Regions from separate parts of the Mus musculus genome. Here region 2 is linked to region 1. The links are chromatin loops, found by intact Hi-C in ENCODE. Cell type or tissue: heart. All regions are shown on one strand.

The links. Hi-C counts contacts between places; a loop is a spot of excess contacts. Peaks named below come from ENCODE experiments on the same cell type or tissue, not always from the same donor. Only the 100,000 strongest peaks of a DNase experiment are listed, where the experiment ranks them.
Region 2: a loop joins it to region 1, with 2.8 times the contacts of the local background. A loop is called at or near these places in 5 of 42 quality-filtered maps.

What each region holds. Positions count from the first base shown.
Region 1 is chr10:61,064,836-61,072,835 of GRCm38, reverse strand. No RefSeq gene overlaps it. Among named protein-coding and RNA genes, the nearest start is that of Pcbd1, 20 kb to the left of the region's middle. In heart, CTCF peaks have their summits at 85, 288 (motif pointing right) and 4,214 (motif pointing right); a DNase peak (open chromatin) is centred at 4,125; H3K4me3 peaks cover 1,945 bases; H3K27ac peaks cover 3,388 bases.
Region 2 is chr10:60,414,637-60,422,636 of GRCm38, reverse strand. It overlaps Cdh23 (cadherin 23 (otocadherin)), which reads left to right. Exons shown (of 71, transcript NM_023370.3): 22 at 1,479-1,591; 23 at 2,825-2,932. It also overlaps a transcript of Vsir not described here. Among named protein-coding and RNA genes, the nearest start is that of Gm17455, 19 kb to the right of the region's middle. In heart, CTCF peaks have their summits at 2,821 and 4,340 (motif pointing left); a DNase peak (open chromatin) is centred at 4,306; H3K27me3 peaks cover 1,073 bases.

The sequences.
Region 1 (8,000 bases):
GAAAGAAAAGAAGAACGAGAGAGCGCCTTGGGGGCATATCAGATATTTACATTATGATCCATATAAGTAGCAAAATCGTCGTTAAGATGAACTATGACATACTTTCATGGTTGGGAGTCACCACAACACGAGAAACCGTATTAAAGGGTCTCAGCGTTAGGAAGCTTCAGAATCACTGATATTAAGCGCCCCCCTCCCACCCCCGCGCTGGGGCGCGGGTGGGAGGGATCAGGAGGATGATGAGCCCTGCTGTGCCACCAGGCGCCCCTGCAATGCTGCCTTCTACCAACAGGGGGCAGGGCGCCCTCAGGAAATGATCCGGGTTCTCTTCAACTCTGCAATCAAGGTGGAGCGCTGGGTGAGAGCTTTTAATGCTCAGTGGTCATTTTCTAAGCTTCAGGCCCTATGCTGAGATCTAGGTGAGCTACGCAAAGAGCTTCCATCCTTCGAAGGATATGTCCCCAGGCACGTGGGGGTCTCCACATCGGCAAAGACTCTAGCTGCAGGAAGCCCCAAGAAGTGTTTCCAAGCAGGGGTGATGTGTGGAGGGGAGTGTCTTTCTTTTGCTCAAGTGGTAAAAACATACTTTTATTAGTAAGAATGGAATGCGATTCTATAAATTTAACACTGTTAACCATCAATTTCTTTCCCACTCCCATTTGGTGTGTGTGGCTTTCTTTTCTTTTCCTTGTTTGAGAATCTTGTCATGCATCTAATGTGTTTTGATCAAGTCCACCCCCATTCCCTCCCATACCTATCCATTATTCCTTCCCAACTGTGTGTGTGTGTGTGTTTAACTCATCGAGTCCGTTCGGTGCTGCTAGCAGATGCCTGGTGGTAGGATTGTGTACCGGAGCATGGGCAGCCTCTCAGGTCCTGTGCAAGTAGTCACAGCCTCTCTGAGTTCTAAAAAAGCCCACTCCACAAGACAGAACCCACACCTGGCTCCATTATTAAGGCCAAGGATCTGTGGCTAGAGAGGTCACAGGCCCCAGAGGAGGAACTATCACTGTTATTCTGTGAAACCAATGGTTTTCAACCTTTCTAATGCTGTGGCCCTCCTAGTTCCGTGAATAGGAACTTCTCACGTTGTGCTGACCCCCAACCATAGAATTACTTTTGTTGCTGCTTCATAACTGCAATTTTGCTCCTGTTTCGAATCATAATATCAATATCTGTGATTTCTGATGGTCTTAGGTGACTCCTATGAAAGGCTTATTTGACCCCTAAAGGGGTCCCAATCCACAGGTTGAAAACCGTTGTGTTAAATGACATAGTATTAACCGACTGCTTACGACATCATACCATGGATTGGGGCATCCTTCAACTCTCATCTAGGAAGCTTTTTTTTTTGCAGTAAATGGCAGTTAACACAGAGATGCACAGCTGGTCAGTGCGAGGGACTAAGGGATTCTGGAGTGCCTAGCCATACATGGGGCATCTATACCATATCCCCTCCTCTCAAGACTCAGGGATTACAGTGGAAGATTGGGCAAAAACATTCTAAGAGCCAGGGCCAGGAAGAATTCAAGCAAAAAGTGTTTTCCAGACACTAACAAGTCAGCTGCACATGTGACATGTTTCTTGAGCTGTCCATAAAGGTCGCTAGATTGCCACTCATAGGGGAGGGGCACAGCAAAGCAGCCTGAGGAGGTAGACTGAGTCTGTGTGCCCAGGCCCAGTGGTACATTTGCAACACAACTCTAGTGTGTGTGTATACACGTGTACATGTGTGCATTTTGAGACAGGGTTTCTCTGTGTAGCCCTGGCTGTCCTAGAACTTGATCTGTAGACCAGGCTAGCCTTTAATTCAAGAGATCCGCCTGCCTCTGCCTCCTGTGTACTGGGATAAAAGGTGTGCACCACCACTGCCTGGGTACAACACAGTTCTTGAATGTAAGACTGGGGGATCATTCAGGATGAGGGGTGTGGAATATTGCAGAGAAACAGGAAGTTTGATGTGAGATTGTGTCTGCCAGAAATGTCAGAGACGTTACAGACATGAGGTCTCTGTAACTTGGCTGCCTAAACATGACCTGAACAAGACTGACATCAGTAGACACACTAAAACAGAAGGGGAAAACTCACAGGGCCTCAACCCCGTAAGAAGGACCACAGCAACCAAGGGATGCTGAGAGCAGGGGAAATTGTCTTCCCCAGGGAAGAGCACAGCAGTTGGTTATCCAGTACCAAATGCTCATCTCTGACAACATATGCAAACATGAGATGCGAGCTGAGCAGGCTGTATTTGTATATTTAGGAATGTGTGAGCTTTAGCATGTCCCTTTATTTGTCTGAGTTTAGACTAACTCGGCCTTGATCTGAAAGGAAACCCCGTGCACGTGTAAGGTAGGAGGCTCTCTAGGTAGCACCAATTATTCAGGAAGCAGGGCTCCAGAAGGCTGAAAGCTTTGTGTGTGTGTGTGTGTGTGTGTGTGTGTGCGCGTGCGTGAGCGTGCGCATGTGCCTGTATGTGTTAGTGTGTATGTATGTATAAATGTGTGTGTTTGTGCATGTGTATATATGCATATGTATATGTATGTGTGTATGTATGTACATGTATATATGCGTGTGTTTATGCATGTGTGTATATGTGTGTGAGTGTGTGCATATGTGTGTGAGAGTGTGTATATTTTGTGTATGTGCATATTTGCATATATGTATATGCACATGTGTATGAGTATGTGTGTATATTTGTATGCATGTGCATGTATATATGTATGTTTTTGTTCATGTGTGTGTATGTGTATGAGTGTGTATGTGCATGTGAGTATATGTGTGTGTATACCAATCCATGCACACTCTCAGAGGTCAGAGGAGGGCAACAGGTACCCTTCTTTATCACTCTCTACTTTGTTCCCTTGAGTCATAGTCACATACACCCGTGCCCAGATTTTTACCTGGGTCTGGGGATCTGAACGCTGGGCCCTTACATTTGCAGAGCAAGCCATCTTCCTCTCTAAGCTGTTTCCCCCGCTCCACTATAAATATTAACTCCTGCTCCATTGCTGATTTGCTGGGTAGCCTAATGTCTCTGGGCCTCATAAAACCATGGAGATAAATGATGCTCTGTGCTTCGTTGTCATCCCCCCCGCCCCGCCCCCAGCAACAAGGGGAAACTAAATGCAGATGCTCTCTCTTTACGCTGCTCAAAGAAAGGCTATAACGAAAGCGTTATTAACTGCACCCACTAACCACTGTGACGCTGCCTTGAAGTTGGGTGGGAGAAGCTGATTCCCTTGGGCAGGGCTTCCTCCAAGCTCCTGTGCCCTTTACAGGCATAGCCGGCCTCTAATTAGCTCCTCCATAGTACGCCCAGGAGGTGGGCGGAAGGGGTGGGCGGGGCTGGGAGTAGAACACTCCCCTAGTTCCCAGGGTCCATGTCCACCTCTGTTCTCACTGGGTCAGCTGGGTTTCCCTTTCTGGTCATCAGTTTCCCCTGACAGAATGTATCGCGGCATAGTGCGTAGTGTGACTCAGATTGCTGCCTCGCCCTCTGTCACAGGAAGGGCACTGCTTGTTCCTTTGGGTCCGTGTGTCTTGTCTATGGCCAGGTCTTGTGGGGCCAGCGACTGTCACGGACTCGCATGTAATTCAGAGTCTGTTTCTCACTTGTGCCATGGTGTGGCAGCTGACCCGGGGCTGACCCCAGCTGCAGGGAGCAGCTTAGACACAGCATGCGGTTGTGATATTGTCCCCTCTGTCTTCCCGCAGGCCCTGTTGGGCTCTAAGACTTCCCTCAGCTGCACAGGCAAGCTGGAGAAGCCTAGGGATGGCTGCCCTGTCCTGTGGATGGAGCCAGTGGCTGTCACTTTCCACCCTTGCTGAGGCCTGTGGGGACTCTCCCCGTACCGGCTACTCTCCCCCACCCCCACTCCATTGCCTCCTCTGTAGACAACTGTTCTCATTCTGTCTTCCCTTTACCACAAGCCCTATTTTTAACTTTCAGCTTTGGGGGTGGGGAGGGAGGGCAATGGGAGGGTGATGGGGGGGGGGGTTGGGAGCATTCCCTCTCTCCCTGTCTGACCTCTTCCCTCTTCAGTCCCACTAGTGTCCTTACCCTCCTCCAATGTCCCACCCTCCCCAGGCTCCTCCCCTTCATTCATCCTTTCCTCCAACCTGGCTCTCCTGTCTCCCAGGCTCATCCTACCAGGCTGCTTGATCTTCAAAGGTGCCCTCCAGGGATATCTCTGTGCAATGTTCTTTTCATCCTCTAGGTGGCAGCAGTTGTTCATGGTGCCCCATTCCTACCGCGAGACTGCCCCTCCTCCCCACCCCTCGACCACTAGTGACTATTTTAGTGACTGTAGCAGCCACTGGCAGCCACTCCCTCTTTCTGGAGCCTGACCCTTTCGTGGTGTCCATGCCTCTGACTTCTTCAGGCCCCTTCTATCCTTTCTGTTAACTGTTGGCGTCAGCTGGTGGCTTGGAAGCAGCGGCGTCTGTTTGCTACCACTGAGACTTGCTCCACAAGTCACCAGCCCTGTTTCTCCGTGGGTCTGACCAACAGTGGTGTCAGAGTGGTGTGTGTGTGTGTGTGTGTGTGTGTGAGTGTGTGTGTATATCTAGGCCTACTTGGGCTGAGCCCAGTCTTGGTTTCTGTTGCACAGTGATGTGTCTGCCCTCACTGGATGGCACCGAGCGCTGCTCCCTTTGCCTGGTATTTTGGCCATGGCACAGAGCACCAGGTTGAGGACCAGGTCAGCAAGGAAGAATACTGAGCCAGTGATGAGAACTCAGTTCCAAAGACCCTGTCCCCAGCAGTCCTCAACCTGATGCTTCCCTCTGAAGTCATCTGAAGTTTTCAATTGTCACTTCAAAAAGGACTTATTTTTATTTTATGTGTATGAATGATTGTCTCCATGTATACACGTGCACCATGTGCACGCTTGGTACCTGTAGAAGCCAGAAGAAGGTATTTGATGCCTTGGAATTGGAATTATGGGAAATTGTGAGCTGCCATGTGGTTGCTGGGAATCAAACCCAGGACCTCTGCAAGAGTAGCCAGTGCTCTTAACCACTGAGCCATCTCTCCAGCCCCTCACTTTTTTGTCACCTTCAACTGCCTGCTTTCTGACAGGTACCTTGGGCTCAGTCTGGCTTCTATCCACCCACCCTCCGCTGTGTTTTCTCCCATCCTGAGGCCTAGAGCCCCACGTCTCCAGCATAGCCTGAGCTCAGGATTTCAGGCCTGTGGTACCAGCGACCCCAGATTCTGTGGTGGAATGCCTGTGGTGGCTCTCAGTACACAGTGTGAGGTGCTGGCGAGATGGCTCAGTCAGCAAAGGCACAACTGTGAGGACCTGAGTTCGATGCCTAGAACCCACATTTTAAAAAAAGGTCTGGAGTCTCTGGCATGCACCTGCAATCCCAGAGCTAGGGTGGACTTTGCTGTCTGACCAGCTTAGGTGAATTGGCAGGCTCCAAGTTTAGTCAAAAGCTTGCCTCAAAAACCAATGGGGTAGAGCAACTGAAGAAGACACTTAGCACTGGCTTACCCCACCACCACACATGTCATATATACACACCAGAAACACACACATACACGCACACACACATCATATACACATACTACAAACACATACACACCGTACACACACACATACCACACATACATATCATACACACATACCATACACATATACCACAAACACACACCATACACACACACCACAAATACACACTATATATACAAATCATATATATAGCCACACATCATATATACACACACCACACACACATATCATACACACATTCTATACATATACACCACAAACACACCACAAACATACCACATCACACACCATACACAAATGCACACCACACACACACATACACACATACCATATACACACACCACAGATACCCACCACACACACACACACACACACACACACACACACACACACACATGCCCACACCACATCCTTCTATCCTTTGTCTCCCCCAACTATCTGATGTAGGGATATTGTGCTCCTCATTGCATGTATCCATCCATCTTTCCATCTCTCTGTCCATCTATCTGCCTATTTATCAATCCACCTGCCCTCCATCCATCCATCCATCCATCCATCCATCCATCCATCCATCCAGGCTTCCTCATAACAATGATGATGTTAATAAAAGCCTGTGTTTATTGAGCACCTACTTGGCTCTAATTAATGTTCTAATTAATCTCCACATATTAACTCACACTCAAACAAATCCACGCAGAGACTAGGAGCCAGGCCCAGGCTTAAGTAACTTGAGCTGGCACACATAGAGTCAGATGCATACTGCTCAAGCCACAGGCCTGGGAGTCAACCTGGCTTGCTCTTCCTGATCCACCTGTCATGACATCCGGCTGGCTTGGCTGCCATAGTTGTTCAGAATCTGACCTGTTTCTCTGACCTCATCCAGGACACCTTTCTGAGCTTGCAGCAGTGGCCTCTAGTTTCTGTGATGCACACTCCTAAACAGGCACCGTCAAGCCCTGACCTGCTGGGCCTGATTGAGAACAGGTCTACAGGGTACGGCTGAGGCTATGTCATTACCAAGTGCCTGATAACTGTTGAGAAGAGAGGCTCGTGGGCCATCTTGGAATGTCTCAAAGCTCTGAACACATCAGGAGTGATCTCAGGTACCCTGAGAGCCTCTAGACATGGCCGTTCACTCACTAAGTGGGGTCCTTCCCCTGCTGGCTGCAGCTGTTCATGTTGCCAGTTTGGGTGTGGCCAGTCAGACACAGTCAAATAACCCAGAGCCCTTTTTCTGGTACCTCTGATACTCCTCTTTGATGGCTGTGGTGGAGAGTTCCAGAGCTGGGGAAATGAGGACCATGATGTGTCTTCCTGGTGGCTGTCTCCCCACAGGGGACCATTTGTAGAGTCATCGCAGGAAACAGAGGCTAGGTCAACAGGGACAGCTATGCCCACGGCCCACCCTGCAGTCTTCTGGGCTGAATATCTACTGGCCCCGGGGCTCCTTCCAGCTTTGCAGTGGCCAGGGAGTCTGTAGGAAGGAGCTCAGGGCCGAAGGGACGCCAGATGGAGGACCAGTCCAGTTCAGCAAAGCAGAAGGCGAAAACAGGTCCCAGCTGGGGGTTCTTTCCAGCTGGACCTAGGATATGCTGAGACAGATCTGTGTCCCGCTGAATAAGTTCTGATTAACTGCACTGCCTTTGAACCTGGCAGAAGCGGAGGTGCTGGGGTGCATCAGGTAGGGACTGAGTTAATAAAAATATCTGAGTTTGTTTCGGTGCAGCTCATTGGGTGGACCAGTAGCCACAGTCAAGTGGGGGGTGGGGGGTTGGCCTGCAGACTTCTCTTCAAGAGACACTCCCTAGGACTGGCTGGCAGCCTGCCCTGCAAATGGTAGCCCCTCCCCCTCACAGGGAAGGGCACCCCGCCTCTCTTCGTTCTGTCTAGTCAGTGACAGAGCTGGGGAATCCTATGGCCAGGCCATATTTGGTGCTCCTAGTGCGTCTTGAGATGTCCTCATGGCTAGGCTTGATGAAGCTTGTCCCAGTTCATGCTATTGTGGTGTCAGAGCACCATAGTCTGCGGGTTCCTACCTCCTACGGCTCCCCTTCTCCCCTGCACCCTTTGTGGGAATATCCCCAGGGACTCTGTCTTGTATGACACAAGGGGCTCTTGCAGTACCCACCGTCCCGGCAGGAATACATAGCCTGGAAAAAAAACAGCCTGCGCAGCCCCACAAAGTCTATCCTTTGTGGGATTCTGGGCACAGGGGTCGGAGGGCATAAGATCCTGTTTTATTTAGCCTTTGGCTTTGCTGAGCTGGACTGGTCCTCCATCTGGCGGCCCTGCGGCCCTGAGCTCCTTCCTACAGCCCCCATGACCTCTGTGGGCTTTGAAGAGTGTCAGGGCACAGAACGTGTGGAGATATTCTGGCTCCACTTCCCTATATTCATAGAGAATCACAGAGAAGTTGAGTTAGCCATCTTTCCTGCAGCCGCATAGTAGCTTTGAGGAAGGCTGGCCAGGGGCGTGGTCTATACA
Region 2 (8,000 bases), 650 kb after region 1:
CAAGACTACCAAGTGGTCTGGGAGATGGATGGCTCCGTTGGAAAAGAGCTTGTCATGCAGCCTGAGGGCCTGAGTTCAATTCTCAGAACTTGTATAAAACTGTCAGGCATAGTGGCACGTGCTTGTCCTCCAGTGCTGGGGAGACAGACACACGGATTCCTGGGAATCACCAGCCACCCTGCCTAGTCTAAGCAGTTAGTCCTGTGTCCCAGTGAGATGCAACACTCAAAGTTGTCATACACATGACAACATACACATGTACATACGCACCAAGAAGCAATAAAAGGGCTACCTGATGTTCCAGTGACACAGAAGAACAAAGGAGAGCAGAACACAGCTGACAGAAATTGTGGTTTATTTTAAATGTATCTTGTTTGCACACTAAAAAGAAAGAGAGAAAGAGAGAGAGGGAGGGAGAAGGAAGGAAGGAAGGAAGGAAGGAAGGAAGGAAGGAAGGAAGGAAAGGGAGGGAGGGAGGGAGAGAGAGAGAGAGAGAGAGAGAGAGAGAGAGAGAGAGAGAGAGAGAGAGAGAGAGAGAAAGAGAGAAAGAAAGAAAGAAAGAAAGAAAGAAAGAAAGAAAGAAAGAAAGAAAGAAAGAAAGAAAGAAAGAAAGAAAGAAAGAAAGAAAGAAAATTTCTGCTGGTATTATTATACCAATGATGGGTATAGTATGACTGTTAATTCAGAACTCTATAGGCTTGCACACTGTAGGCCCACACTCTGTAGGCTCTCACACTGTAGGCCCACACACTGTAGGTTAGGACACTGTAGGATCGCACACTGTAGCTTATACACTGTAGGATCGCACACTGTAGCTCTCTCACTGTAGGTCCACACACTGTAAGCTAGCACACTGTAGGATCACACACTGTAGCTCTCTCACTGTAGGCTTGCACACTGTAGGATCACACACTGTAGCTCTCACACTGTTGACTTGCATGTTGGGGCCTGAGCCACAAGCTATAGCATGTGTGAACTTCAGCCTGAGCTGTGCCCGCCTGCCACTGGCGACTGTACTCCCAGTGTCTGTAGCCTAGATAGAGCTTGGGCCTATTCTGAGGATTTCCATGACATTAACTAAACGACCCCCACAATAGCCCTACTGTGAAACTGTCCTGTCACAGTTCCCTTTGGGCAGGTATGGAAACTGAGGCACAGGGGACGGAAGTAACTAGAGTGAGCTGGTAAAGCCAGAAAAATTACATCATACCTAAGCCAGAGGTGTTTGTGAGTGTGTCTGGTGCTAAGTGGCCCTCCTACTCTGCCAGCCCCTGCCTCGTTGTGGGGTACTGTCACCCAGCTCTTAGGCCCCCTCTGAAATGCAGCTGCTTTCCCCTTTCAGGCACACAGATGGGCCCAGAGTAGTTGCAGAGGCCATAGTCGCATGACTGGCCAACTGTGGCTTGCAAGTATATCTCTACGTCTATTTCCTTCTCCCTGCATGCCCCCATTTACTTATCCACCTGTCTGTCCTATAGGAGAAATCACCACCACGTCTCTGCTGGACCGAGAGACCAAGTCTGAATACATACTCATCGTGCGTGCTGTGGATGGCGGTGTGGGCCACAACCAGAAAACTGGCATTGCCACAGTGAGTACATCCCTACTGTCCAGGTCCCTCCTCCCTGCTGACCAGGTCCCTCCTCCCTGATGACCAGGTCCCTCCTCCCTGCTGACCAGGTCCCTCCTCCATGCTGACCAGGTCCCTCCTCCCTGATGACTAGGGCCCTCCTCCCTGATGACCAGGTCCCTCCTCCCTACTGACCAGGTCCCTCCACCCTACTCTTCAGGTCCCTCCTCCCTGATGACCAGGTCCCTCCTCCCTGATGACCAGGTCCCTCCTCCCTGATGACCAGGTCCCTCCTCCCTGATGACCAGGTCCCTCTTCCCTGCTGTCCAGGTCCCTCCTCCCTGCTCCCCTTCAGTTCTCCTTCTCAGGCCTCTGGGTACCATGTCCTGAACCAGCGTGAGACACTATAAGGTGGTATCTGCAGACAGTGGCCATGGGGAAAGGAAGGCCTTGCCTCTGGGACACAGGACACCCAGAAAAGCACAATAGAATAATACTTCCATGCTATTCCAAAGGCCCAGCAGAGTAGCAAGCGGCAGAGGACATGAACCCCAAACTCCTCTCATGCTCTCCAAAACATCTAAGCAGAAGCCACACTTCCCGAGGGACTGGCCACTGCCCCACCTACAAACACCTATAGTGCTGAGTCTCCCTGCCTCTGAGAAGGGAAGGCCCAGGGTCCCATCAAGGCCGCCTCACCACAAAGGAGCTTCGGGAGGAGAGTGGGAGCCTGGTGGCAGAAGGGAGAGCAGGGACAGTGAGGAGCACAAAGGGGCCCTGAGACAGAAACACCCACAGTGGGGTGACCTGGTGCTTCAGCCACATCCAGTCCCCCTCCCCACATTGTCCTGGGCTCCCTCGGGAGGCCTCTTGCTTCACCTTGCTCCATGGTCCTTGCCCACCTGGGAAAGCTGCCCCATTCTTGCCACCAGAGGAACTGGGAAGCTCAAAGGATCCTCTCAGGTCCCCAACTGGGGGTGTGTGTCATCTTTACCTCTCCCAAGACCAAGTGGCTGAGAGAAGTCTGGATTGCAACGAGGATTTCAGATACCATATCTGTTCTCTGGCTCCTCCTAGGACAGCACCTACACTCCCTCCTTGGGACCTAGCCCCACCTTGCCCTTGACAACCTAGGCTCTCCTTGAAATAAGGTGACAGGCATAGTGATTGGAACTGAGACCCCTGCATGCCCCCCGCCCCTGCCCTTTGCCCTTGTCAGCCATCACGGACCACAGCGCCCCTTGTGGTCCACAGGTGAATGTCACCCTCCTAGACATCAATGACAACCACCCTACCTGGAAGGATGCTCCTTACTACATCAACCTGGTAGAGATGACACCTCCAGACTCTGATGTGACCACGGTAAGTAGAGGCACAGCAAGTGCCAGGCAACCTTGCCATGGTGGGTGAATTCCCCCATGATTCCCCTGGCCTGCCAGAGACTTGGTGTTTCATTCCAAGCTGGTTCATGCCCTTTACCACTGAGGCACTGCCGTCCTTGGCCTGGCTAGTTCTGTCCCACGTCATCCTCCCAGGGCTACCTCAGCATGGGGTTGAGGCTTACCCCAGGAATTCTCTGGCAGAGGATGCCTGGTGTTCGCCCCACATCCTGTGTGCACCTGCTATGTCCAGGATATGACTTAAAACAGGGATAGGAAACACACCAGAGACGCTGGGCCCCAGGCTGGAAGCTGGCTTGCAAGAGCAGGAGAGGCCTGTGGCCCACTTGCTCTACCCAATTCTCAGATTCACATTTGTATGCCTGTCCTCCCCTAACCTTTGAACTCCATTTAGCCCTATCGGGGAAAGGTAGTCCCCACATGTCTAACCAACGGCCACCGGACACTCCTGTGTTGGACACGAACTCTGACAGCTCTCAGTAGTCCTGTTGACTGAGTGCCTGATCTGTCCGTCCTACACTTCCCCAGGAATGCCTCGTGAAATCTCTCTTTCTCAGGATACCTCCCCCCACCCCCGACAGCAGGACTCAGAGCTCAAGGCCCCAGAACCAGAGAGAGGTAGTGTGGGGCCTTGTACTCAGGTCTGCAGGCTTTTCAGTAAGGATTTAGAGCCCACCTGACCCAGCCCTTGTCCCTCTGTAGACTCGCGGGATACCTGGCAGAGCCCTAGGCTCTGAAGAACTGGAGAATCCTATAGATTGGGGCAGGTTCAGTGGCTTTGCATCAGGCTCTGAGAACCTGCTCCACCCACACCTGGTACCTAACCTCAGGGTTCTCACGCAGCACTGCCGTGAGATCCTGAAAGAGATGGGCTCTATCTGGACCAGATAGGGAGAGTAGAAACCGGGAAGGAAGGAAGGAAGGAAGGAAGGAAGGAAGGAAGGAAGGAAGGAAGGAAGGAAGGAAGGAAGGAAGGGGAAGGAAGGAAGGAAGGAAGGAAGGAAGGGGAAGGAAGGAAGGAAGGAAGGAAGGAAGGAAGGAAGGAAGGAAGGAAGGAAGGAAGGGGGAGGGGGGAGGGAGGGAGTGAGGGAGGGAGGGAGGGAGGGAGGGAGGGAGGGAGGGAGGGAGGGAGGGACTGAGAGGGAAGGGGGTGTGGTTATCCAGTGCTTCCACGTGTTCAAGATCTGAGTGGTCCTCAGCAGTTCATCCTGTCCCCTTCCTGAGAATCCCAAGCAGCAAGACAGGGCGGATGATCTAGAATGCATGGGTTTTCAAAACTGGGGGCTATAATTAGAAGTCTCTAGCTGAGGTTCTTACAGGGGTTCTCTAAGGCACTGGTCCCACAGCACTCTCTGCTGCCACCTTGTGGGCACCCTGGTGCAGGCTCAAAATAATCTCCAGGTTCCCAACTTGGGATCCCAAGAGTGGCTCTGGAATGCCCACCTCTGAACCACCCATCTGTCACTATGTTTCTGGAAAATTCCTCTCACGAGAAATTGAGAGCCAAGTGATGGAGGTCCTCTATAGGGGGCTAGGGGTGCTCTCTAGACTGCAGAAGCCTTCAGCCACCAGGGGCTTTGTGCTAGAACTTTGTGTGGAGGCTCTGCCTCCAGAGGGGCCTCATGTCATGCTCTCCCCAGACTCACCACTGGCTCCCGTCTTATCCAGCATAAAAGCCGGAGTCAGGGTGGAAAGATGGCTCAGTGGTGAGAGTGTCTGCTCACAACACTTCATATTCATATTGGTTGGGACTGGCCCTAACCTACCTTCCCATTCCTACCACACACGTACGCGCATACAGGTGCTCACATATGTGTTAACAAAAACACATCTACATTCACATCTATCCTATATCCCATGCACCTGAAACACACATATATTAACACATATTCCCAGTACTCATAGAAAGCTGGTCAGGGCTTTGTACCCAAGTATCTATATCCCCAGCACAATGACTGGCAGGCACGGGATTGCTGGAGCTTGCTGGCCACCAGCCTAGCTCCCGCTTCAGCAAAAACCCTGTCTTAGGGAAATGTGTCAGAGCGTGGTAGAGAAGGACAACTATCCTGCACACACACATACATGCGCACACACACAAGCACATGCATACACACACACATGCACCCATACATGCATGCACACACACACACTGATAGCCTACAGGACCCATCTATCGTTACCTTGAGCAGCTATGTAGGCCTCAGGCAACATGGCAGACACAGGGCTACAGTCCTGAGTGTCTCAGGAAGAAGACAGCAAAATCAAAATTAAAAGTGTGTTATATTAAGCAACTGGCAAATGTAATATGCAGCTTTGGTATCGGGAAATGTAGAGTTTGTAGATGTTTAATTACACAGAAAGGCAAATTCTAGGTTAGATTCTCTAGATGTAAGAATGCTCCAGAACTTGGTAGAACTCCAGGTTGCATGTGATAAGTGCCAAGAAACCAAGTGGCTTACTCATTAATTAAGTTGGTTACAGAAAAGTCATTTCAAGATGAATCACCATAGAAATGCTTTAAGTTTCATAACCCCTGAAACACTGTGAGCATATTGTAATGCCTTTGACAAGGCCCCGGGGCCTGGGGTCTCCCTGCAGCCCAGGTGAGGCAGGGCTGTGGTTAGGCACAGGAAAGGCAGCTGTAACAGAGAGTGGTTAGTGAAGAGCCAAGGAATAATAAGAAAGCAATGCTGGCTGGGACTGGCCTGCCTCGTGACCTACCTTCCCACACCTACCACATGCCTACACATACATGAACTCCCATATGTGTTAACAAAAATACATCTACATATATATCTATCCTACAATGTCATTCACATGCATGCACATATAGTAACACATATATACACATATGCGCATGCATGCACATGCGCACACACACACTCACACACTGACCTTTCCATTGCTTGCACACTCACCTCTCCCTGACTGAATACTGACGCATCCCCCACAAGAACTCTGTTTCCTGACCTCCACCACACCTGCTCCCTCCATCCTAACTTAACATGCCACCTCTGAGTAGCTCACTGTCCTCTGCCACCTCATACTGTCTCCTGAGAAATTCCACAGTCCGGGCTTATCTGTTAAATTACCTACATATAAGGAAGAAGTTAGCTTAGTGGATAAATAGGCAGCCTCTGGCATCAAAGGACCTGCGTTCTAATTCCAGTGACACCAGTCATCAGCTCTGTGGCCTTAGGCAGGTTACTGACCCTCTCTGTGTTCCCTCCCACTCCCTAGAAAATGGGGCTGGTAAGAGTCTCCAGTTGAGACTGCTGTGGTCAGATCTTGCAGGTATATGTGTGTGCTGTGCTGTGTATATGTGTAAGATATGACCACCTCAGCTGTCAAACCTTGCGCTCCACCTTGCTTGGGTCAGAGTCTCCTGCCGTTCATCACCCCGTTCTCCAGACTTATCTGGCCCAAGAGATTCTAGGGGTTCGTCTGCCTCTGCCTGCATCCTGCCCCAAGGGTCTGGCATCACGTGCCGGTGCTGTGTGCTTTTGCTTCTGGTGTTTATGTGGGTTCTGAGGATTTGAACTTGGGTCACTGGGTTTGGGTGGCAACTGTTTTGCCCACCAGGCCATCACCCCAGGTCCCTGTGTTGGGTTTTGATTGGTCGAAATGCCAAAAGCACTGAGACCTGGCAGCCGCCGCCACCAGCAGTCTGTCTGTCTGGTTCACTGTGGAGTGACAGCCTGGCACACCCCAGCTGAGCAATATCTCTCCAGTGCTCAGTGTTTACGGCTGTGTTCAGCTGCTGGGATGGTAAGCTTAGCCCCATCTCCACTCAGCCTCTGGCTGTGTCTGTACTGTCTCCTCCCCAACTGGAGAATCTGTTGGTGGCCCAAGGGCCACAGTAACATAAGCAATAGCTGTGACCCCAGAAGCCCACAGTGATGGAAATCCAGGCTTTCCCAGAGTCTTTGGCAGATAAGCCTGCACCCGTGTGTCCCTTCATCCAGTGCCCTTTGAGTTGGCAGAGCACATGTATCCCGGGGCCTCAGTGTGTCGGACATGTGGGCTCCAGAGGTGTCTAACTGATGGGCATACACTGCAGGCCAAATGTCTCCCTTGTCTTTCTCTCTCTTCCCTCAATGAGCATGGACCCAGCTCTCCCTGTTTCTCCTGTGGCCTCCTTCAAGGACCTGCTGATGGGCATTGATTTAGAGCCTTTCACCGCCCTCCAGCAAAATAAAGAAGAGGGAGAGGGAGAGAATTATTCCCCGTCAGGCGGGAGAAAAATGACGAGCGTGAAATGGGAAATAGATGAGGGGAGAGTGTGAGTCTACAGGCTTGCCCAGGAGGAGCCACCAGGCAGGGTCTCAGCCTCTGTCTTCTCCCAGGCCCCCTTTCCACCCCATGACCAAAGGCCAGCGCCCACTCACTGCTAGAGTATGGGGCAGCTCTCTGGTGTCCTGTGCCGTACCGTTTCTCTCACTGTGAAATTGACAGCACGTGCTGACCTGGCCTAGGTTGTTTTGGCTTCGCATCTCGGTTTCCCCATCCCGAAGAACAGGGATGAAGAGACATATCCCTTCTGTAACGGCTGAGACACAGAGACTCAAGGCACACTTGCTCCCCTCAGTGACACGATGCAGCCTGGCTTGAATTGCGCCTGGGATGAATTGTCTCCTGTTGTAAAATGGGGTGGTGGGGGCCCATCATAGAAGCCAACATGGTCACAATACAGTGAAGGGATCAAGGGCTGGAAGGTGGGGACCCCTCTGTATCCCTCAGCAAGGCTAGGGAGAACATAGGATAAGGGGATCTGGAATGAGATGCCTGTGGTGAAGGGAGCCTCACTGGAGAGGGACATGACCTGTAAGCCTCTCTCCCTGCCCCCAGAACCAGAGATGATGACAAGTAGAACCCCTGGCCACATGTCATATATCTATCTGTTCTGGTCTAGTGACCCCAGAGACACCTCAGCTAGGGATTAAGCCAGAGCGGGGACAGATTCTGCTGCAAGCGCATAAAAGCTCACACCAAGTGAGACGAAGGAGCTGACCAACCCTGGCTGTCATTGC